Regions from separate parts of the Mus musculus genome. Here all the other regions are linked to region 2. Evidence: chromatin loops called from intact Hi-C (ENCODE). Cell type or tissue: heart. All regions are shown on one strand.

Region 1 (8,000 bases), 69 kb after region 2:
GATTACCTCTTCTTTGCCTGCTTACACTTACTTGCCAGCACATCTGTTGAACTTACTTCTACAGAAGTCTAGCTTAAACAACTAGCTTCGTGGAACTGAGCAACTACTAGATTCTTGGAGTTCCTACCCTCAGCTGCCCATTGGTGGGTTAACTGGACTACAGACTCTAAGTCATCACAATAAATTCCCCCTTCCTTACATTTACAAAAAAAAAAAAAAAAAAAAAGGGTATATGTGTGTGTAGGGGATAATGGTGAAATGACTCACCAGGTAAGAGTGCTTGCTTGTATAATTTCTTTTAAAGTAAGGGGGCAGCCGGGCGTCGTGGCACACGCCTTTAATCCCAGCACTCGGGAGGCAGAGGCAGAGGCAGGCGGATTTCTGAGTTTGAGGCCAGCCTGGTCTACAAAGTGAGTTCTAGGACAGCCAGGGCTATACAGAGAAACCCTGTCTCGAAAAACAAAACAAAAAACAAAACAAAACAAAACAAAAAGTAAGGGGGCATCCTTATAATTCTTCCTAAATGACAACCTAACGATACTAAACATATATATTTTTTCTAGTCTATATCACATTCTAGAATATTCTAAAACTATCCTTTACAAGTCAGGAATGGTGGCTCATGCCTGTAATCCCAGAAGGAAATATATGAGGGATGACTATAAATTCAAATTGAGGCCACATTGGGCTAAAAAGTGGGTAAAAGGCCAGCCAGGGTTATATAGCAAGACCCTATCACAAAACAAAACAAAATACCCCCAAACCCCAATTATTCATAAAAATAAAACACAGGGGCTGGCAAGATGGCTTAGCTGGTAAAGGTATTTGCCACCAAACCTGATAACTTAAGTTCCATCCTCAGGACCTACAAGGTAAAAAGAATTTACTTCTGCAAGTTGTCCTTTGACCTCCACACATAAGCATGCTTACTCCCAATTAATAAATACATAAATAATACCCAGTTTTCTTTATCATTTTTTTGCATAGGATGATTGTGGTTAGTACTTCAGGAAACAAATCTGCTTTTTTTTTTGTAGCTGTCTTCAGATACACCAAAAGAGGGCATCAGATCCCATTACAGATGGTTGTGAGCCACCATGTAGTTGCTGGGAATTGAACTCAGGACCTTTGGAAAAACAGTGCTCTTAACCACTGAGCCATCTCTCCAGTCCAACAAATCTGCTCTTATTTTTCGGTTCTGAGGATTAAATCCAGGGCGTCAAACATGTGAGGCAGTCTGCTACTGAGCTGTACTCCTTAGACTCTACTCTTATTATCCTGTCCCCATCATGTGTGTCTTCCCTCTCAGCCTGTCTCTTTCTAGCTTGAAACGGCTTGTTCTTTGGTTTGGCTTTCCTTTAAGACATCAGGATTTCCTATAGGAAAGAAAACATCCTTTAGTTCTTTCCTATGTGTTTTCAGCATTTTCTCAGCTGATAGAACAGCACAGAGGTTTTTTTGTTTTCCAGAAAGCAGTCCTAAGGTTACTTGGACCCTATTCCTGGCTTCTGATACCTCAGAGGTCATACATAGTAACTACAGCTGAAGTGTTTTTATTTTTTTTCTCCCTTCTTTCCAAAGACAATGCCTTTATTTGCCCACACATCAGCTATTATTGTAAATTACTTTCAAGGTGATCTGAGGTAAAGTTTCAAATATTTCACACATTTAAAAAACAGTATTTAATATACAGCAAGTAACTAGGGCTAAGAGTGAAAAACTTGGTGTCCAGATATTGAGAAACCAAACTATCCCTTTTTTCATGTCTGTATTTCAAGAAGCTGAATGCAGACCAGAAAAGTGGCTTGATGGTTAGTAGCACTGGCTGCTCTTCCAGAGGACCTAGGGTTAGCATCCACATGGTGGATTATCACATTCTGTTAACTCCAGTTCCAAGGGATGTACCTCCCCTCTTCTGGCCTCCATGGGCACTGCATACACGTGGTACACAGACACACATATGTAGGCAAAACACTCTATAGATAAAAAACACACATACTTTAAAAGCTGAATGCTACTGGAGAAAAAACACAGACTGGGTCATCTGGTTTAACTTTACACTAATGATCACAAGCCTTAAATGGGCACCCTATCCCAGCAGGGCTGTCCTACTAACTCAGGTTTCTTCCCTCCTACATTTGCACACCCCTGCATACCCCTTCACCTCGTTACCCTTATAATCAATGGGGCCTTCCTTTCCAAGGCCATTTCTCCTGGTTCTCATACATCCTCCCGCCAATTTCAGTCTTTTAAGGTCAAGCAAGCTTCCCTTTCCCTGCATCACTTCTGATAGTTCATAAAAATGCTTGGGAATAATAGCATCCTTTTTTTTTTTTTTTTTTTTTTTTTTTTTTTGAGACAGGGTTTCTCTGTATATCCTTGGCTGTCCTCGAACTCATGCTGTAGACCAGGCTGGCCTCGAACTCAGAAATCCTCCTGCCTCTGCCTCCCAAGTGCTGAGATTAAAGGCATGTGCCACCATTGTCTGGCAATATCATCTCTTTTAGTTAGGTTGTGTGTGTGTGTGTGTGTGTGTGTGTGTGTGTGTGTGTGTGTGTGACGGGTTTCTCTGTGTAGCACTGGCTATAAGTAACTCTGTAGAACAGGCTGGCTTTAAACTCAAAGTGATCTGGCTGCCTCTATCTCCCAAGTGTTAGGATTAAATGTGTAAGCCATCACCACTTGACCCCCTCTACCACCTTTTAAAACATCCCCAGAGTTGAGATGATGCTCAAGGGCAGAGACCATGGCTTTGGGTTGGATTCATACCGCCCAAAGGGAGACAGAACAAAACTCCCCCCTGACCTCACATCCTTCTGCACCTATTCCCCAATGTCTGCTCTACCCACAGCAGAACTCAGGCTGCCTTCATGCACTGTCTCTATTTCCTTACTCTCCTGTTTACTTTTTAACCCATTCTACTCAGGTTAACCTCTTCAGTTAATCCATATGAGTCAAGCTAAAGTCACCATGATCTTTCCCAGCTATCTCCAAGGTAATAAACTCAATAGCTAAGCCTCTGGCTGAACTGTACCGGAACTCTCAGCATCTGAAAACCAGAAACCTCTCTTCCTGCCTCAAACTTACTTCTGGTCTTGGATTCTACAATCCAACAGTCTAGACTTGTCTTTCTGTTTACTTCCTTGTCTATTATCCTCTTTCTAATCTTGGACTTTCTCTTCTATCTTTCCTCTAAGTCCAGTCATGGAGGGAAGCTCCACAACAGTGGGTGAATGGACTCAAGATGTTTAAACACATTTGCCTTAGTTACTGACATCTGAACAGTGGGATCTTACATGCTTCTAACTTTCCGATTCTTTTGGGGGGAATAAACAATATCTATTGATAATGGACCAGCATACCCACAACACAGCCCAGATGTATATGAATAGGGCAGAAGCTTGCTGCCAGGTGCATTTGTTATCCAAACAGCTAAAGCAAGAGAACTGGGACTACAATCCCGAGTCACATTCCAAGGCTATGGGGGGCGGGGAGAGAAGATGATTAGAACACCTGCCAATAGGGTCTTCCCGGGAAAGGGAAGGGATTAAGTACCACCGACTGGGAACCGAAATAAAAAGAACAGTCTTAAAAACTTAGACGTTCACGGTGCCAAATACAGCTAAACACGACTGCTGTGGTGTGGTCTGCTATATCTCCGGACTGAGGTGACTCTGTCCCGATTCTCTTAATTTCACATTCGGTTTTCTAAGGCCCTTTTCTTGGGAGGAAGACTACTAAGATCCCCGGGCGAAGCCCCTAGCAGTCGATCTTGAGCACTGGGCAAGTGTCGGAGAAGTGAGAGAGTGCGGGAACTCACTGCATTTGACTCGGCGGCGGGACAGGGTGCAGAGCTAACCCCGGGTGGGAGGAGACCGGGCAGGGTAGAACCCTGGCGCTTCCTCAACCCCCACGGCCCCAGCCCCGCGCGCTTACTTCAGCTCCCCGTCGTCCTCCCGCCCTTCGCAGCTTGGAGGGAAAATGAGCGAGCTAAGGAAATCAGGGCAACTAGGCGGAGACCCGATCGCCCAGAAGCCGCCAGCCTCCGCCCAGGGAAGCCCCACCCCAATGGGAACCAGGCCGCCTCCGCGCCGCCGGCAGAGCCCACGCGCGACCCGGCGAGGGCGCGGGAGGGCGCGTGCGGCGTGACGCCGCGCCTCGCGGCGCATCCCCGTGACGCCATCGCGCCGGCTTTTGAAAGTTGGCGCCCGGGGCCGCCTCCCATGCTGCCCTGCGCCAACCCCTCCCCTCACCTTTCCTCCCCCGCCCTCGTCGCCGCCGGCCGGCCCCCCCCACCCGACTCTTCCCTTATCAGCACCCGCGGCCCCGGCAGCGCCGACGCAGGCGCACTGCACCGCGCCGCCGCCATTTTGTGTCCGAGCCTGTGGAGCGATTAAACCGTGCGCGGAGCTGCTTCTTTGGCGGCAGCGGCGACCAGCAGCAGCCGGTGCGGGCGCGCGGAGCCGGCCGGGGACGCCAGGTGGCCGGAGCGGTGGAGCGGCGGCGGAGCGGGCGCCGCGGGGGGTGTGGCGCGAAGGTAAAGGGGGCCCGGGGTGGAGGAGGTTTCGCGGGCCGCCTCTAGGTGTCACGATGGGGCCGCTCCGGTCGGCGCTGGCTGCAGCCCGGCGCCAGCGCCAGCGCCGCCGCCGGGGGGTGTTTGTCTCCCTCTACCGTCCCTGCTGCGGCGCGGCCGCCGCCATTGCCCGGCGCCGCCGCCAGGGCCTGGCCAACCCCCTCCACGCCCGCCCGCCCGCCCGCTAAGCTTCCCTCCTCCCAACATGGTAGGCCTCTGGCGGCGGTGGCGACAGAGGCCTGCGCGCTCGGCGACTCCATTTTCCTTCCTTTGTCTCTACCCTCGAGGCCGGCTTTTGGCCCGGCTGATCTTCGGGCCACGGCCCGCCCTCTGCCCCTCCCGCGACGGATACCCCTTACCGAGTCTGGACCCTCTGAGGCTCGGTTGCCGCCGCTTGCTTCGCCTAGGGGTTCTGAACCCTCGGCCGGCCGCTTAGCCAGGTCCCGGAACCGTGTGGGTGTCGGGTCCCGACCGACGCGCCTCAGACTCCCCATCTTCAAGTCCAGCCGGTCCCGGAACCTACCCGATCTCCCTGCGTTGCTTCTCCAGCAGCTGGGGTGCTCTCTAGTCTCTCGTAGTCCGATCGTCCCCGCTGCCGGTCTCCGTCGCCGCCGAGTGTCGCAGGCGGCGCTGCTGTGGCTGCGAGCAGAGGGGACCCCTGAGCTGCCGAGAGCTCCCTCTGCAAGGCTGGCTGAGCTGCTCGCGCCTCGACGCCGCCCGAGCGGGCGGGGGAACGCGCGCTCGCCGCCCCCGCCGGGCCCCGCTGCGCCCCCAAACTCACGCCAGGGCATCGCGCGGGACCCGACCGGTGCGGCCCCCAATGGTGCGCGGAAAAAGACACGAATTCCTGCACCAAAGTAGTTTTTCTCCAGCTGTATTCGCACTCTTTCAGCCCCTTGAAACGATAGCAGTCAGACTTGGTGCGCTCAGAAATCTCAAAAGGGACTGAAACTTAATTTCACTCTCATCTCAAGTGATGTGATAAACTCATAAATTCGGGAGCATGGGCTGGTTGCGATGGTACAGGCGACGCTGGAGTTTGCCTCCTATTTAAAATGTCCTGACGCTAACTTTGCACTCCACTTAGGACCTGATGCTCTAGGGCTAGGCTAAGACAGTTCAGCCCCTCTCTAGAGATCGTGCAAACCGATCTAATGCGCCAATAGGGTAGAATGAACTTATTCATGACTGGACTGGTAATTTGACTGTTGGATGAAATGTGAGGGTTGATGTTGTAATTGGATCCTGGGTCACTTGCAGCAGATGGTTTATAAATTTCTGTGCCTAATGTAACTACTCTTTAGTATCTGACTTCCTGTATTGAGTTTAGCATTAAGTAAACATTAGCAAAGAGACTTAATACTTTTTTGGAGTTTAGATCAACTAAGAAAGCTAAAATTCCAAGGCATCCATAGGCAGGAAAAGAAATTAAACAGGGTATTTATCCTGGCATTAAGTCTTTTGCATTTAAAAGCTTCCTTTGATAAACTGCTGGAGTAACCTTTTCGTACCCACTCTAACACGGATTTTCTTTTTTTTTTTTTGGTTTTTCGAGACAGGGTTTCTCTGTATAGCCCTGGCTGCCTTGGAGCTCACTTTGTAGACCAGGCTGGCCTCGAACTCAGAATCCGCCTGCCTCTGCCTCCCGAGTGCTGGGATAAAAGCCTTTCCCCACCACGCTTAACACGGATTTTCTTACCAATTAGCCACTGATGTGTGGCTTAGGTTCTTAAGAAAAAAATCTAGGTTGACATTTTCAGAAAGAAAAGATAATGAGGTGCTTTAACACACCAACACACACACACAAACACACTGTCTCTCTAGCTCTGGCTGTCCTTGGAGCTCTGCAGACCAGGCTGGCCTCAAACTCAGATTCACCTGCTTCTCTCTCTGTCTTCCTAGCCCTGTGGTTAAAGATGTGCTCCAACGACGCACTCGCTTCCATCATCTTGATGCTAAGAAAGATTGTGTTGTTTACTGTGTGTGATTTCAGTTTGGAGGTTTTAGCAACCCACATTGTATGCAACTCTTTGAACACTCCCCAACCTTTCTGCCCTCCATAAATGAACCCAGGATTCTCTGGCTGGTTAGGCCACACTAGCCACACATTGAAATCCTATGAAACTGCTTTCGTGATGCTTGGGCATGCTATGCAAGTGTTCGGCCTGTGCACTGTGTTCTTAGTCATTTCAGCAGCACCTCATTCCTTTTTTAATTCTCCAGAATGTCCTTCCTCACCTTCTCTCTTTAGTAGTAGTGTAGAGTGCCAGCCTTGTAGAACTTTGTTTTTAAAATGTATTAAGCCAAACTATGTAATTTATTATATTCTTAGAGTTTTACTGTCAAGTTTGTGTTTGACAAGTGCCATATTTTGTTTATGAAAAGAAGCTGCACAAGTTCCCAATGGTAGTGAATGACAGTGCTTCAGAAGTAGAGGCAGGAGCATAGGAGTTCAAGGTTATCCTTGGCTTTGTAGCAAATATAAGGCAACCCTTTGCTGCATGAGACTGCCTTAGCAGATTGAGTGGTTGGGATTTGTTTTTGTAGCACTGGGGTTTGAACTCAGTGCCCTGGGTAAGCCAGGCAAGTGCTCTCTGAGCTATTTCTTTAGCCCCTTTCTAGTTTTGAGGTAAAGTCTCTTTAAGTTGCCTAGGTTGGCCTTGAATTTACTGTGTAGCTTAGGTAGGCCTCCCACTTTCAATCCTCCTAATTCCGAAATACCTGGGATTACAAGCTTGAATCCAGATACATTTAAAGTTAGGGTGGGTCAGGATTGAGTGGCTAAATTTAGTCCCCAATACTACTGGAACAAATAAATAGCAAATATTAGCAAAGTACAATGATTCCTTTGAAAATGTCATGAAATGTGTTGTTTTGTATGCTTATGATTTTTAAAAATGGAAAGGAAACAACTAAGTCTATAAGGAAAATAAATTGGAGGAGGGGAATTAATGCAAGATAACCCAAAGGGACTACTTTTTTAAAAACTATTTTTGTTGGGTATAGTGCTACATATCTTTAATCCCAGCTCTTGAAAGGCAGAGATAGGCTGATCTTTGAGTTTAAGACTAGCCTGCACTGCTTAGAGAGATCCTGTCTCAAAAATCAAAAAGAAAAAAAAGGTTTTTAAGTTTTTGTTGTTTTTATTTTGAGATAGTGTCCCACTATTTAGCTCTGGCTAGCCAGGAACTGGCTGTGTAGAACAGACTAGATTACCCACTCAGATCCACCTGCTTCTAACCATGACTAAAGACATGAGTCACCATGTTCAGTGGCCTTTGTGTGTGTGAAAGTCAGGACAACACGGTAGAGTCCATTTTCTCCTTTCTCTTTGGAGCTCTGGTTGATCTAGAACTTGCTATGCAGACTAGGTTGTTGCTGAACAGATCTGCCTTCCAAGGGCTGAGAGTGAAGTCTTGGGTCATAT
Region 2 (8,000 bases):
TGAATGGGGGCTGGAGAGAGAGTGTGGCAGTTAAGAGCACTGGCTGCTCTCCCAGAGGACCTAGGTTCATTTCCCAGATCCACATGGTTCACACGGCCATCTGTAACACCAGCTCCAGAGGGCACAACTCCTTCTCTGGCCTCCAGGGACACTCCAACTCATATGTACATGTCCACACATACATACACACATTCACATTATCTTTTAAAACAAATACAAAAGTACAAAAACAATTTCAGCTATTTAGGAGGCTAAAAGGAGGATCACGATATCAAAGCCAGCCTAAGCTACAGCGTATAGGCCAGCCAGTGTAACTGAAAAAGAGCCTGTCTCAAAACAAAAGGGCTGTGGCTACAGTTCAGCAAAGTTCACTTGCCAAGTATCTCTAAGGCTTAAATTGGTGGGAGGAAAAGGGTGGTAGTGGGGCAGTGCTTAATGGGTGAAGAAGGAAGCAGAGAAAAAAGTAAGTTAAGTAAAAGACAACATAAACTCACCTTTCCTGGATGCTGATTCTGTCTTTAGTGCTTACTGGGTTCTTCATGCTGGGCTAAGCGTTTTACAAAGTAGCACTGTGGCCATCTCACAGTCTTTATGAGATAGATAGTGCTTATATGGCTGATGAAGAAGTCTATATCCAGAGACATTAAACAATTTGCCTACAATAATCCAGTAACCCATGTTTGCTTGACTCTGAACTCCTATTACCTCTGAGCACCAAGTGCTGGGGTATACTGTGTGTAAAGGAGATGAGTATGAATAAAAGAGCAAGTAGTCCCTAAGTGCTACTGGAAAGATCTGGATGGTGTTCCACAAGGAGGCCCACTGCTAAACAGTTCATCAGGAAGAATACCCTAGTGTGACTATTGCCAATGATGGGGTGTCTGCTGGGAAGACAGAAACACAAGCACCCAGAAATTCAACAGTGGAACTGGCAGCAGCTGGAGTAAGAAATGCCAGAAGCCAGAAAAGGCAACAGTGTCCACCCCTAGATTTATCCAAGTAAGGAGCTTCCTCAAAGAACAAAACTAAACACTAAATTCCTTGTAACAGGAAAAAAAAAATCTCCCAAGTCCCAGTTGATCCACAGAGCTCACACTGAGTGCCAAGCACAGTGTTAAGCCCCGCCCCAGGCAGCCAGGCAGCCTACTTCTCCTCTTCCCACAGTCACATCTAAACCTTTGGGGCTGGCTCCCACAGCCCAACATCTTGAACCTCTCCTTCCTTGCTTCCACTCATATGATAAAGGTGAACAATTTTTTCTTGCAGGTTAACATAAAAATCATAAAATCTACTACTGCTCTTTAACTTTAGTAAGTTTCCTATTTTAACATTATTTTTCACTTGACGGGACTAGTTTTCAAGGTAAACATTAACTGTATGAGCCCAACTTAACATCAGAAGTATTTGATAAGAAGTTTCTACATTGGGTGAATCACCCAGCCTCTTCCAGCTACAAGCCCCTTTCTTCAAAGGAATCCTTTAGGACTCAGAGATGGGAACTCATGTCTCTGTCCTTTACTACCATGTGCGTGGAGGGTCTAGAATTAGGGACATCTCTAGCTTAGTACATCTGCTACAGTTGAGCCATCTAACTTTAGATCAGTGGTTCTCAACCTTCCTAAAGCTGCAACCCTTTAAAACACCTTATGTTGTGGTGACCCCCAACTATAAAAATTATTTTCATTGCTGCTTCACAACTGTAATTTTGCTACTGTTGTTAACCATAAATATTTGTGGTTTTCAATGGTCTTAGGTGACCCTTATGACCGTCAAAGGGATGGTGACCCACAAGTTGGAAACTGTTGCTTTAGATTTATGTGTTAAGAAAGAGGAACTTGGGGGCTGGCGAGATGGCTCAACGGTTAAGAGAACCGATTGCTCTTCTGAAGGTCCTGAGTTCAAATCCCAGCAACTACATGGTGGCTCACAACCATCCGTAAAGAGATCTGATGCCCTCTTCTGGTGTATCTGAAGACAGGTACAGTGTACTTACATATAACAATAAATAAATCTTAAAAAAAAAAAAAAGGAAAAGAAAGAAAGAGGAACTTAGCTTTCTGTCACTCTTGTGTAAGAAACTGGTGCCCTGCCGGGCGTGGTGGTGTGCGCCTTTAATCCCAGCACTTGGCAGGTGAATTTCTGAGTTTGAGGCCAGCTTGGTCTACAGAGTGAGTTCCAAGACAGCCAGGGCTACACAGAGAAACCCTGTCTCGAAAAACCAAGAAAGAAAGAAAGAAACAAACAAACAAACTGGTGCCCCAACAGTGCTGGGGTGGGGTGTGAATGCAGGTTGGGGCCAAATACTTGTACGTGAATTTCTGATTTACAGAGCCACCTCTTGCTTTTCCAAACAGTCTTGAAGACTCTACACAGCCAGCGGTTCAGAGCTGGGAGGAACCTCTCGCTAAACTGGCTTAGCAATTCCCCAGGACGACCCAACCCTCAGACCAACACCACCAAGACACAACGATTCTAAAGCCCTTGGGGGAGGAGAGAAGCCTTTTCCATCTAACTTCCCTAGGCACTGCCACCCAACAGGCCTAGGGTTGGGCCAGGGGGAAGAAGCTTGGAGGCGCACTCGTCGCGCCGGCTAACCAATCCTCGGGGACCCGTCCTTCTAAATTATAGGACTAGCTCGACGAGGTTAGAGGCAACCCGAGCCCAGGTAAACCACTGCGGTTCTTGAAGGCTTGTTTACGTCTGGGCCCCCGCGCAGAGCCGCAGCTAGAGGCAGACTCCTTCCTGACATGCCCACCATCAATCAGCTCGCGGGTTCCCAGAGGCCTCGCGTGCCCTTCCCGGCTCAGGGAGGCCCCCCTCAGACAGCCCGGACCCGCGGCTCACCCTCGAGCGTCTCGCACTGCACCAGGTTGAGGTAGTCCGCCTGGCTGAGCACCCCGGCCTTCAGGCCGCGCACTAATCCCTCCAAGTAGCCATTGTCCACGTTGAAATAGAGCTCCGGGAAGAACGACATGGCTGCGGCGGGGGTGGGAGGCGGCAGGGGAGGCGGGGGGCGGCGGGACCAGAGAGCCCCGATCTGCCCGCACGCAACTAGACTCCCCGGATCAGCTGACGCGGCGGCCGCAGCGGGCTGTCAAGTGCGTCAGGTGACGCACCGCGTCTCACGTGACCGCAGTAGGGCCTGGCTCTTAAATGGCTCCAGTTTCCGGGCACCCTGGCACGCATGCGTTACTCTGGAGTGCCCGACCGGCTATAACTGCCCTCCCGGCGCCTGCGCACTAAGGAAAGGCGGCCCTGGAGCGCCTAGCGGAGAGCAAAGAAAGGTCGATGATGGAAATCGACCGCGTGGTGGTGCTAATACCCTCAGGATGCGAGGTGGGCCCTAAGTTGAGTTTTCCTGGGTTTGGCGCTTCTGTCTGGCTTCATTAGGGCCAGCCGGGTAAAGCTGAGCGGGTGTGCTATTCCTTAGGCTGTCGAGGCTGTCTCCTACCAGACAGAAACCGAGGTCCAAGGAAGAGGAGGGGAGAGTTTCGGAGCCAAATGGTTATCCTCCAACTAGACTTTACACCCGGTAAGCCGCACTGCGCCCGCTTTCCCGGCGTTTGTTGCACTAGTTCTCTAGGACCGGGGTGTGGCCTTCTGATTTCCCCAAGGGGCCTGGTGCCTTAAACTCGCCCATATATGTGGTTCAGATGATGGTGTAGCTTAGACCCCGAGGTTATGGTGTGTGTGGTTCCAGCATGACGACGCCCCGACAACCCTTCGACAGCCACGTTTGAAATAACCACAGCTTTAAGGTTAAACCGTCCCATCCTTTATTCTCATCCCCTGCCTTTGCCCAAACAACATCCATTGGCTAGGTGCGACTACAGAGGTTCGTGGCCGTACCCAGCTTGCGGCAGTAGCAAAAGGCATTGAAGAAGCGGCAGTAGCACGTAGCGCACGGGTCGCAGCAAGGTACCTGCTGTCCCAAGCAGGACTCGTGCAGCCTTACACAGCGACGCGGAGAACGAGACTCGCGGTTCTGTGGATCTAGCACCTGCATTCGTAGGGGAATAAGGTTCAGGAAACTCTCAAACCCCGACCCCAGTAGGGTGGCAGTGGACTGAGGTCAGGGAGGGGCTGCAGTTCTGCCCAGGTTGGGTAATCCGGAAGTGGGGAGAGATGATGGTATCTGATGCGCCCTACCTTCTACTTTATCCCTTTCCCTAATGAGTTACCTCCGCCAAAGCTTCTGCCTTCTGCAGCAGAACTTCTTCTGCTCGGTCTGCAGTTGTCTTCTTGAGGCCATTCAGACTTAGACCTGGGGCAGAAGATGTGAGGGCCACACCCACCATGCACCAAGTACCCACCTCCCTAGGTTGGGATTGGGATTGGGGAAGGAGGTCTAAGCCTGGGCGGGCAGGTCTGTGGCCAGCAATGGTCGTTGCCCCACATATCCCCAACCTGACCATACTCACCTGGGAACTCTGGGAACAGAGCCTGGTCAGGCCTTCTGATGCCCTTCAGTGGAGCCACGCCCATCTGGACCCCCAGTGTGGGAGGCAGTGCCAACAGCAGAACACAACTCAGCAACATTGCAGTCAGCATGGCCTGGCTCAGCAGGAAAACCCCCATTTAGTCTCTCCTCATCCTTAGGGTACCCTACCAGCGCTGAGAGAGATGCTCCCAGAAAGTCCCAATTCCTGTATAGTCTTTGTGCTTACCTTTGCTTGCTGATCTTTGCCTAGGGATGTCCTGGTCTCTTGTGCCCTGAGCTTATATGGCAGTGCCTAATAAAGGGTCCACACGTGACTGCTTCCTGTAGCCAGGGCATGAGGTGCCTCCCTGGAAAATGGAGGCACAATTCAGGCTTTCTCCCTAAGACCTGAACCTTTGGGTGTTCTATTAGAACATCTCCAATTTGGCATGAGACAGCCAGGAACCAATTAAACTTTGGGAACAAGATAGGGTGTCCAGACCCCAAAATTTCCATAAGAGCAGAACCTAGGGATGGGTCATGCTAGAACCATTAGCAATAATAAGGCAGGCGGCCCTCTGATCTTAATTTAATTTCTGTCCCCACAGATGTTCACTTAGTCTCCCTAGGACATGTTGTTTCCTTTGCTTCCAGGAACTTTGTCAAGGGCACCAAAGAGGGTCAGTATCACCATGCAGCAGTGAAGTGAAAAACTAGACCCAAGGTTTCTTTGGAAGAGAGATCAAAAAAATCCCTTATAGCCAAAACCAAACCCACCCTCCTGGCTCTCCCTCCTCTGTGCTTTCCTTAAGACCCCCCCCCCTACACCTATTTCCATCCCCACGCCCCCTTTCTACCTAAGGTTCCTGGAAACCAAGGGAGCAGAAAACACTGTTCCCCCGGTGGGCATACAGCTTCAGAGGACAAAGCTTTCAGGCCGCCTGCTTCATTAGTGTTAATGGCTGCTCCCTTCCGCCCTGTGTTGTCAGGTCTCTGCCTACGCCTGGCCTCATCAGCTTGACAGAGTAAGGACTGCACATTTGTGGGTGTAACAGGACCCATGGGACTTTTTTTTTTTTTTTTTTTTTTGACAGAATCTTACTATGTAAGGCCAGGCTGGCCTCCAATTTACAGAAATTCACCTATCTCTACCTCCTAAGTGCTGGGATTAAAGGCATTTGCCATGACACTTGGTGAGGTTTTTATTATTATTATTATTATTATTATTATTGTTTTTGCCTGCATGTGTGTATGTGCAGCAAGTGCATGGCCAGTACCCACGAAGGTCAGAGGAGGGCTTTTGGGTCTCCTGGAACTAGAGTTACAGATGGCTGTGAACCACCACATTGGTGCTAGGAACTAAATCTGGGTCCTCTGCAAAAAGCAGCAAATGTTCTTAACCTCTGAGACAACTCTCCAGCCCCTGTTTGGTGGGCTTTCTAGAAAGCATACACATGCTCATTTGGAGAAGGGATATACCCCAGTCCACAAGGCAATAAGAAAAGAAGAAAGACCTGTCAGGTATACAGCCCAGTCCATACTGACTCTTCTGATAAGGTGGTTGCCTAAGGAAATCCTCCCCCCCAAGAATGAAAAAGCAGATTGCCCTCTGGGAGCCTTCTCTAGAGTCCACATCAATGTTTGGGTTCAAGCTTCACAGGAAGAAGGTGCTCTGCAGAGGATGGGCCTAAATAAAGTACTGGTATCTGGAGTCAGGCTGGCATTTCATTCTCCTGCAGGTGACTCGGGATACAGTCCTCAGAGCTCAGAGTCTACTTTCTACTTCCCAGGTTGAGGAGCTGGGGAAGCCCCTCTAGGGGAGAAGTCCTCAAACTCTCCCTTAAGACAGCAAGGGAACAAGGGTCAGTTCTTTTTTTTCTCCCCTAAGAATGGTATAGGCAGTTTGATGAGGCTGTCATTGACCTGTTTGGAAGCTGATCTGGAAGTCTGATGCCCCACTTCAGGACTTTGTCTTCTTTGGAGTAACAGGGAAGAGAAATTGGGCGACTATCTGTGCCTCTCAGAGCCTCTCAGAGCACAGGGACAGCAATCCACCAAGTGTACATGAGGTGCTTGCCCAAGATCTTTTTGTTTGTTTTTTTTGTTTGTTTGGTTGGTTTTTCGAGACAGGGTTTCTCTGTGTAGCCCTGGCTGTCCTGGAACTCACTTTGTAGACCAGGTTGGCCTCGAACTCAGAAATCCACCTAGCTCTGCCTCCCAAGCGCTGGGATTAAAGGCGTGCGCCACCACTGCCCGGCCCAAGATCATTTTTTAAAGATTTAGTTTACGTATATGAGTACGCTGTAGCTGTCTGGTGTCATACACACCAGAAGTGGGCATCAGATCCCATTACAGATGGTTGTGAGCCACCATGTGGTTGCTGGGAATTGAACTCAGGACCTCTGGAAGAGCAATCAGTGCTGTAAACCACTGAGCCATCTCTCCAGCCCTCAAGATCATTTGTTTTTTTAAGCCTCCGTTCTGTCTGAAAAGGTAAGCAGGGGCAGCTTGGGAACTGGAAAGGTGCCCCCAGCAAGCTGATGCATACTGTCATCCCAACCCTTAGGCGGCTGAGGCAGGAGGATTGCCAAGCTCTGGACACTAGGCAGTACCTATTTACCATCTATGCTCAGGACAGGTCTTCCTGTCTCCGGTGGTTCCTCCTCCCACCCTGAAGGTCAGCTGTCTTCAGCTGGTTGTATATGCACAGTGTGCGTCGCGCAATGGTAAACAAGGGCCACGGTGCTTATAGGAACAATTCACAACCCTGGACAAGTCCAGTAGGAGAGATGGGCAAGAAACCCAAACCAAAGTACAGTGACAAGGGTGATAGGCCGGCAAGAGGGTATCCAGCAGAGACATCCAGGCAACAAAGCCACATGCTCCATTTAATACGGTTCTCTGGCAGAAGAGACAACCCTAACCTCAAAGCCTCAGCAAAGCTGCCATCTCACTCTTGAGTTCACAGCATTCGAAAGGAAGTCAGCGACAGGTCTGCTGATGCATCAAGGTCCAACAGACAGTGCAGGAATACAGAAGGAATTGTCTCAAGAAACAGAGTTCATATAGTGGGGAGATCCAGATAACCATCATAGCTGTGATTGCCATCAGACAAAAGAATGTTCTTTACAGTAAAGGACTTCCAAAATAACAAGATAAAACTTTATTAACTATAAATAGATAATTTGAAAAATATTTAAAAAATTAGATATTTGTATCTTCTAATTTATGTGGCTTGGTCATCTTCTCCATAAACTTACCTAATTGTTTATGCTCTTTTCACTTTATTTTTTGGTTTATTTATTTATTGTTTTTTTTTTTTCTGGACAGGGTTTCTCTTAGTAGCCCTGGCTGTCCCAGAACTCACTCTGTAGACCAGGCTGGCCTCGAACTCAAAGATCTGCCTGCCTCTGTCTCTCTAGTGCCTCTCTTTTAATTCCAAAAGGTGTACACCACCAACACCCAGCTAAAGATTTTTATTTTATGTATCTGGATGCTTTGCCTTGTTGAGAACAAGTCTCATATTAAAAAAAATAAAATAAAACCAGGGGGCTAGAGAGATGGCTCAGCAGTTAAGAGC
Region 3 (8,000 bases), 56 kb after region 2:
TAGACTGGGCTGGGCTGAGGCCGCACAGGGACAGCTGCCAACCAGTGCCAGTAGCTCTGACCCTCTTTACAATCCCAGCAGAGACAAGGCCTGACTCGAAGCCGGGCTTCCAGTCTTAGCATCACTGTGGAGCATGCCCTGGAGAGCTTCAGCTTCCTCAATGATGATGAAGATGAAGACAACGATGGTCCCGGGGACAGGTGAGGCAGCCAGGCAAGGCAAGACTGGGAACTTGGTGGGGCAGGGAGAGATGAAGGGGAAGAGGTAAAGTGATGTAAGGCAGAGGAGCAGGTGGGTTGGGAGAAATGCAGGATGGGAAGTAGCCAGGTGGGACCAGGTAGAATACATGAGGATGGGCTTGTGGTAGAATAGCTGTGTTTTTCCGAGCATACCTCATGTGTCTTTGATGTCCATGTTACCAACTCTGTCCATCCCAGTGTTTCTGGCCACCCTGTTCATCTCAGCAATGTCTGCCTCCCCTGCACGTCCCCATCAGCTTGTGAGCCTCCTGCTTCTCTTCTTTCCCTTGACCTCACCTTGGACCCACCCTGTGAAGCAGCTCTTTCAGCGCCTCCCCCTACACCCTGTGTCCTCCAGCACCGCTCCCCTCCGTCAAGACCCCGACTCTCCCGGAGGCCCCGGCCACTGGGCTCTCATTCCTGGAACAGATTTTACCGATTCAGATTTGAGAGTCGCACCCGATCCCTCCTCCATTTACGACTTCCTAGGTTCCAGTCCCAAGCCCTGCGTCCTTTACAGCCCACGTTTCATAGACCATCCCGCCTGCAATCCTACTGGCGCCCATCTCGGGCCCACCAGTCCCTTTGGTCCTAGCAGAGGTAGCAAAAAGTAGACCGACTATAAAGACCCATATTTCTCATTGCTGGTTATGGCCTCGTTCTCCCCTAAGTCCCCTGTGAACTTACCTCGTGTCTGTGTCTTCCTGTTGTTCTTCCATTCTGGGTGGGAGAAGCTTAATAAAAATAAAATCTGATGACCAGAAGGTGATGTGTGCTCTTAGGTGGGGCGTTGATTCCATTTTTTTCTCTCAGGCACACAAGCAGCCCAGAGGTTGTGGCAGAGGACAGACTAGACTCATCAAATGGCCAGTCTCTAAGCACAGGGTGTTCAGCCCTGGATGCTACCTTGGTCCAGCACCTGTACCACTGCAGCCGCCTCCTGCTGGTGAGGGGATAATGTCCTCCCCACCCCCAGCCACTTACCCCAAGGAGCCCTGAACTCCAATCCAACCCTCGAAACCTCTCAGTTCTATACTGCAATGCCCCAGGGTCCTGGCATTTGGTGCCTATTGGATGTAATACCTCCTATACTCTTCCTGCTTTGGCCTCTCCCAATGCATGCTGGGACCTGTACTCTCCTGACCCCCATCCTCCCCAACCCTCGCCATGAAGCCTAAACTACTTGGCAACCCTTGTCCTCTAGAAACTGGGCACATTTGGACCCCTGCGCTGCCAGGAGGCCTGGGCCCTGGAACGGCTGCTGCGGGAAGCGCGTGTATTCCAGGAAGTGTGTGAACGCAGCAAGCTATGGGGGAACTCTGCCACATCTGCCCAGGAAGGTAAAGGCCGTGTGGGCCTGGGCTTTGATGTACGTCTGGACCCGCCTGCTCCCCCTGCCTGGTTCGCTCGGTTGCTGATACTTCTTCCCGTCCTTCACAGTGGTACAGTTCTCCGCCTCTCGGCCCGGCTTCCTGACCTTTTGGGACCAGTGTACAGAGGGACTCAGCCCCTTCATCTGCTCTGTGGAGCGGGTGCTCCTCACCTTCTGCAGCCAGTACGGTGCCCGTCTTTCCCTGCGCCAGCCAGGCTTAGCCGAGGCTGGTGAGTGAGTGGGCTGCCTACCTACCTGCCCCTTCCTTCCATCTCAGCTCCCTTAGGGAAGTCCTCATCAGCCCGTACTGACTGACAAATTGAGCACTGAAGAGAATCCGTGTCCTCCAGAGTGTGGCCAAGGAGTCCCTGGGCATGAGCTAGACCGGGGACCCTCCAGAGGGTGGCCAAGGAGTCCCTGGGCATGAGCTAGACAGGGGCATTGTCTTCCCCCTTAGAGGCCTGGGACTATTCCAGCTCAGGCTGTGGTACTGTCTTTTGCAGTGTGTGTGAAGTTCCTGGAAGATGCCCTGGGACAGAAGCTGCCCAGGAGGCCCCAACCAGGCCCGGGGGAGCAGTTCACCATCTTCCAATTCTGGAGTTATGTAGAAGCCTTGGACAGCCCCTCCATGGATGCCTATGTGACAGAGACTGCAGAGGAGGGTGAGGCGGTGGCCCTGGCCACAGAATACTCGTGCCGTGGGTGGTCCTGAGGGTGTAAATGATGAAAGGTGAGAACAAAGCACCCTCCCCAACTACTTCTTTCAGTGTTACTAGTACAGAACCTGAACTCTGATGACCAGGCCGTTGTGCTGAAAGCCCTAAGGTTAGCACCGGAGGGGCGCCTGCGAAAGGATGGGCTTCGGGCTCTTAGCTCCCTGCTGGTCCACGGCAACAACAAAGTCATGGCTGCTGTCAGCACTCAGCTTCGGAGCCTGTCACTTGGTCCTGTCTTCCGGGAAAGGGTGAGTTTGGCAGGATTTTCCTGGGGTGAGGTTAGGGTTGTGGGCTCCTGGTGTCTACGTCTGCCCATTCTACCCATTCCCAGGCTCTCTTGTGCTTCCTGGACCAGCTGGAAGATGGGGACGTGCAGACTCGAGTGGCCGGATGCCTGGCTTTGGGCTGTATCAAGGTGAGTCCCTGCCGACCTGCCTCAAACGCTTTCACTTCAGGGCTGTTTCTACTTGTTAGACTGAACCTGCCTCCATATTCTGTTTGCTGATAGGCTCCTGAGGGCATTGAGCCCCTGGTGTACTTGTGCCAAACAGACACAGAAGCTGTGAGGGAAGCCGCCCGGCAGAGCCTGCAGCAGTGCGGTGAGGCTGGGAAGTGGGAGACACCACGAGTTAAGGGGATTTGGGAACATCTTGGCTATTGGGGGTAGGGTGAGGGGATGCCAGGTATGGGGAGGCCTGGAAGATGCCTGGGCCACTCTTGACCTTATATTTGGACATTACAGGGGAGGAAGGACAGTCTGCTCATCGACAGCTAGAGGAGTCCCTGGATGCTCTGCCCTGCATCTTTGGGCCCAGCAGCATGGCCAGCACAGCATTCTGAACTCTTAATTGCCGGCTCCCAGTGTCCCTTCCCTTGTTTTCAGGGCTCATCAGGCACTGGCAGGGAGGGTGAAGGCTGGTTCCAGTCACCTCTCCCCACAAATTCCTATCAATGAAAATCTAATATATTCTTTTGTTACCACTGGGGTTGGCAGAATGCCTGAAATGAAGTGCCTCCCAGCCGCGGTTCTGCACAGTCTTTGCCACACACAGTGTCGGAGGCCTGGCCATTTGGTCAGCTTGCCTTGCCTCATCACATCCCTTGGGTTTGTATTTTATTTACAGAGTTTTACAGAAAATAAAAGAAAAAAAAGCAAACTGTGTTTCCTACATGGCTTGGTGCACTCCCGAACCTCTGCTCCAACGCCTTCTGATGTGTTCTTCCTGGCCCTGTTGTGTCCACACCCCCGCTGTGACAACCACATGAGCGCTTGCCCTGGAAATCCTGGTGGAAGGAAGCCCAGAGTCCAGGGCTGGGCTTGGAGAAGAGAGACAGAAGGGAACTAGCACTGCTGAGCAGGCTGAGCCTGCAGCTGAGACCAGGAACTATAGCCCGAGTGCATCTAAGCTCTGCAGCTGGCCCAGACAAGGTCCTAACTGATTATGCTAGGGCAGCTGTGGCTAGAGAGCAAGGAGTACGCCGCAAGAAGTGCCTGAGCTGTCGCCACCAGGGGGCAGCAGAACTGCATCAGTGGACAGGCTTCTCTCTGCACCCTTCTGACCAGGCAGCTTCCTTCCTGCAGTGGACCTCAAGAAGCAACTTTAGGTTGTGGGGAGAGGTGTGAAATCCTTGCTGAGGGGAGGAGCCTGCGCCTGGGAAATAGGAGACCCGGATGGCTGCCCTGTGAACCAAGACTGCAAGGTCTTTCCCTCCCTGAGGCACCTCCTTCCCTGTAATAACAAACCTGTGAACTCTGTGTCCCCTCCCAGCCGGCAGACCTGTGTTGAGGAAGTAGGACTCACAAGACGGGGCTTCCCTGCCTCCAGCACAGGAGTTTGTTATCCCAGGTTAGGAGACCTTCGGGAGGAACTTGAGGGTGGCATGGCAGGACTTTGCAAAGAAGGTCCTGAGGGAGTTCCACACCCATGGCTAGAAAAATGGACCCTCCATTCGCCTACCACAATTTCTAGTATCCAGGAGATTGGACATGCGGAAGGGCTCCCCAGCTTGAGCCCATTCTGCTGTCCCAATACTTAAGGTGATAGCACACAGCAGTATGACATTGTGTGCACAAAGCTGTCATGGGGAAATGAAATGGGGAGCACTCCGGAAGAACCAATTAGATGTCAACAGTTGCCTAGATGAGGTGGGGGTGGGGTGACCCAGATCCCTGGGGAGCCTTACCCCAGTGCTTTAGAACTGCTGTGAAGAGGTTTGTGCCTGTGCCCTCACCACCTGCTGGGGAGGCCATGCTGAGCAAAAGAAACAGCAACAGGAAACACCTGTGAGTGGCTGCTGGCGGTTCACTATGGTCTGTGGGGGTAGGGCCGGCAGACAGCACTTAAATACCGGCATAGCAGGGCAGGGTAGGGCAGTTCAGCTTTTGGATGGTCAGCTGGAGTGAAATGGGATAGATAAAACAATTAGGTGACAGACCACACCAATGCCGCCTATAGCTAGTCAGTTCTGAGGCAGTCTCAGAACCATCTGCAGGCCTGAAGCCACAGAATCGGCCCACTGGTGGGTCAGGAATGCTCAGAGTGTTGGAAAAGTGGAGTCAAACCCTGGCTGAGCAGGTCTTAGGAAAGTGAAGGCAGTGACTGGACCAGAACAACATCGTAGGACAGTGCCTGGCAAGAAATATAGGATGGGGAAATGAGCTCAATTCTGGCTGTCACCGAAAATCTTGCTCTTCAAAACAGAAAGATCAAGACCCCTCTCTCTGTCTTCTACAAGGAGGGTCCTAAGGCCAGAGCTTGGGCTTTCTGTCCCAGCTGAGAAATGTTGAGACCAGGGTGGATAGGAGCTAGAATTTGAGCACAGCCAGGTGAGGATCTATCAGGGTCAGGGGGATCCTCAGGCCTTTGTCCTTCAAGACTTCCCGGACTTGGTGCAGGACAACCAACCACTTGACCTCTCCTCAGCTCATGACCTGAAGTCCAGCTGGCTGGTCTCTTAGCCCAAGTGTAGGTCTTGTCTGTCAGATTGTGGAAGGCATACAAAGGGCTCAGCTAGCTGCCCCGGAACCCTTTTACTTCTTAGGCTGCTGGAGAGACATTTGTTCTTTCTGCTCACATTCAGGACCGCTGCCCCAGGAAGCGGTAGATTTACGATGCTATCAGGAGTCATGGGTATTAAAGGTCTCTATAACATGAGTCTCATTATTTAAGGCCACCTAGGTCATTACCATGTCCTGGCTATCATCTTCAGAATTCTGCATGGAGGAAATTGACATGTGCACACTGGAAAAAAAGAAGAAGAAGAAGAAGAGGCTGAGGTGGTCAGGATACAGTTTATTGTGTTTATTGTGTTGGTGGCTGCAGGGTTTCCTTCCATCCCCCCCTTTCCTCTTGCCCTCTTCCAACCCGATCTTTGCTTCTTGTTTCACACTCTTCTTTCTCATGAATTCAAAGCTGCATGACCAAAAAGAAGAAAAAGCATGTTTATGCAGGCAAGGAAGCAGATGGGCTGGCACATGGGAAGAGGACTGCTTCTTTGTCTCCCCCACAGAGCGGGGGTGCCTTCCTTGTACGATCCTGAGTCTGGTATGTGGGCACAACTTGCTGAGTACCAGCACATGAGATGTTCTCTGCTTTCTCTCCATCCCCTCAGAAAGCAGTGTACTATGCAGAATGCCCATCCCCAAGGCTCCTGGGGGACTGGAGAGGCAGCTCAGCAGTAAAGAGCACTTACTGTTCTTGCAGAGGGACTGGGTTCAGTTCCCAATATCACAACTATCTCTAGGCACTTACATACATGCAGCCAAAATGCTCATACACACAAGTCTAAGAAAGAAAAAAAGAAAGAGAGAGAGAGAGAGAGAGAGAGAGAGAGAGAGAAAGACAGACAGACAGACAGGCAGGCAGGCAGGCAGGCAGGCAGGCTGGCTCTGGGCATGGATGCTGGCTGGGCTGAGCTTTTCTGGATGTGGGTAATATGAGAAGGTGAGACTGGAAAGACTCCACCTCCTCTTCTGAAAGTTAAGGAAGCACAAAGTATCATTTAGAAAATCAGGCAGTCAGTGGCCTGCAGTGACAGCCATAGTCTAAAGTTGATGCTAACATTCAAGGACCAGCTGCCTCTGAATGTATGCTACATTCCAGGCATATGGACATACGGTAAACACTGACTTTTATGTTACATTCCAGGCATATGGACATACAGCACACGCTGACTTAGGATAGCTGATTAAGCAGCTGCTTTGCTATAGCTAATAACAATCTATGTTCCTAGTTCACTTCTCTGACCTTTTCGTCCTCCTCAGGCACCCCTTAAATGTCACTCCACAGAGTTCTACTCTTGAAACACGTGACTCCATGTATATGCTGAGGCTAATGTCAGTGACTCAGTTTTTTGTTTTTGGGGTTTTTTTTGGTTTTTCGAGACAGGGTTTCTCTGTATAGCCCTGACTGTCCTGGAACTCACACTGTAGACCAGGCTGGCCTTGAACTCAGAAATCTGCCTGTCTCTGCCTCCCAAGTGCTGGGATTAAAGGCATGCGCCACCACTGCCCGGCAGTGACTCAGTTTTTACTTCACTTCTCTGACTCCAACTACAGACTGGATGTCTCCTTTTGAGCAGCCAAAGCATTTCAAATTCAACAGCCCAAAGCCTACTTTGCACTACTTGGATCTATCTATTCTCCACGATGCACAAAGATTTCTAAAACTCATGTCTACCACTACAAGCCTTCTTTCCTTTAGGGAGAAAAGCCCAGCCCACTTACCCTGGCTCACGAGCCCTTTGTGTCTGTCTATTCCAGTCTGGATCCTCATTTCCACTGGAACTACTTGCTCTGCCCTGGAGCTTCACTGAGCTATCTTGCAGGGCTTGTCTACACCTGAGGCTGGAATCACTCCTCCTGTGGTCTATTATTTTCACCCTTACATAGCCTTGCTCAAGCCAACCCCCTAAAAACCTTCAACTTAGACATACTTTTCTTTAGGCGTTGTAACTTCACTGGGTTATATCAGCAAATGCTTGTAATAAAAGGATTGCTGTGATTCAAAACCAGCCTGGGCAACACTGTGATCTTGGGGCCTGTTTGGCCTATACTGCCACTCTATTGTATTAATCACAGCTCACTGCAATTGCTTATTTCCTTTGTAACCTCTGGTGTATGCATAATTATCTCTGGTGTATGCATAATTACCCTGATGAGTCTACTAAGCAGCTGGCACCACACAAGTCTGAGGATGACCAATAGAGTCTTTTACTCTTTTCATTTTGTCCTAGAAATTGCGTTGTAGATTAGACTGGCCTTGAACTCATAGAGATCCACCTACCTGTGCCTCCTGAGTGCTGTGGATTGAACCTAGGGTTTGCTAGCCAAGTGCTCTACCCCTGAGCTCTCACTTCCCACCCAACCTCCTTCTTAAACAATGCTTTATTTGCAACTCACATACTATGTGGTTCAACCACTTAAAGTGTACAGTCTCCTAGACATGGTGATAAAGCTTATAATCACAGCACTTAAGAGGCTAGGGCAGGAGGATCAGGAGTTCAAAGACATCCTCAGCTACACAGTAAGTTTAAGGTCAACACAGACTACTTGAGATTCTGTTCCAGAATATTTTTTAAGGTTTATTTATTTATTTTATATGAGTACATTGTTGCTATCTTCAGACACACCTGAGGAGGGCATCAGATTCCATTAGAGATGGTTGTGAGCCA

Evidence for each region. Hi-C counts contacts between places; a loop is a spot of excess contacts. Peaks named below come from ENCODE experiments on the same cell type or tissue, not always from the same donor. Only the 100,000 strongest peaks of a DNase experiment are listed, where the experiment ranks them.
Region 1: it touches region 2 in a loop (6-fold over the local background); 6 of 42 quality-filtered maps call a loop at or near these places.
Region 3: a loop joins it to region 2, with 6 times the contacts of the local background. A loop is called at or near these places in 6 of 42 quality-filtered maps.

The regions. Positions count from the first base shown.
Region 1 is chr8:105,632,184-105,640,183 of GRCm38, forward strand. Ctcf (CCCTC-binding factor) reads left to right here and starts at 4,355. Exons shown (of 12, transcript NM_181322.3): 1 at 4,355-4,537. Gm5914 (predicted gene 5914) reads right to left here and starts at 5,291. Exons shown (of 2, transcript NR_151742.1): 1 at 5,097-5,291. In heart, a CTCF peak has its summit at 4,679; DNase peaks (open chromatin) are centred at 4,028, 4,338 and 4,518; H3K4me3 peaks cover 4,227 bases; H3K27ac peaks cover 2,992 bases.
Region 2 is chr8:105,562,939-105,570,938 of GRCm38, forward strand. Atp6v0d1 (ATPase, H+ transporting, lysosomal V0 subunit D1) reads right to left here and starts at 3,126. Exons shown (of 8, transcript NM_013477.4): 1 at 2,845-3,126. The coding sequence starts at 2,974. It overlaps Agrp (agouti related neuropeptide), which reads right to left. Exons shown (of 5, transcript NM_001271806.1): 2 at 4,668-4,788; 3 at 4,422-4,554; 4 at 4,182-4,264; 5 at 3,757-4,000. The coding sequence starts at 4,551. The coding sequence ends at 3,818. It overlaps Gm38250 (predicted gene, 38250), which reads left to right and starts at 3,242. Exons shown (of 4, transcript NR_168532.1): 1 at 3,242-3,336; 2 at 3,431-3,532. In heart, a CTCF peak has its summit at 3,306; DNase peaks (open chromatin) are centred at 3,173, 3,993 and 4,403; H3K4me3 peaks cover 2,378 bases; H3K27ac peaks cover 2,239 bases.
Region 3 is chr8:105,618,736-105,626,735 of GRCm38, forward strand. It overlaps Ripor1 (RHO family interacting cell polarization regulator 1), which reads left to right. Exons shown (of 22, transcript NM_001081241.2): 14 at 79-200; 15 at 1,053-1,185; 16 at 1,444-1,579; 17 at 1,680-1,841; 18 at 2,115-2,273; 19 at 2,379-2,575; 20 at 2,659-2,742; 21 at 2,836-2,926; 22 at 3,070-3,484. The coding sequence ends at 3,167. It overlaps Gm5914 (predicted gene 5914), which reads right to left. Exons shown (of 2, transcript NR_151742.1): 2 at 5,601-5,740. Among named protein-coding and RNA genes, the nearest start is that of Mir1966, 7.3 kb to the left of the region's middle. In heart, no CTCF peak of the experiment used is centred here; DNase peaks (open chromatin) are centred at 1,736, 3,776 and 4,536; H3K4me3 peaks cover 638 bases; H3K27ac peaks cover 709 bases.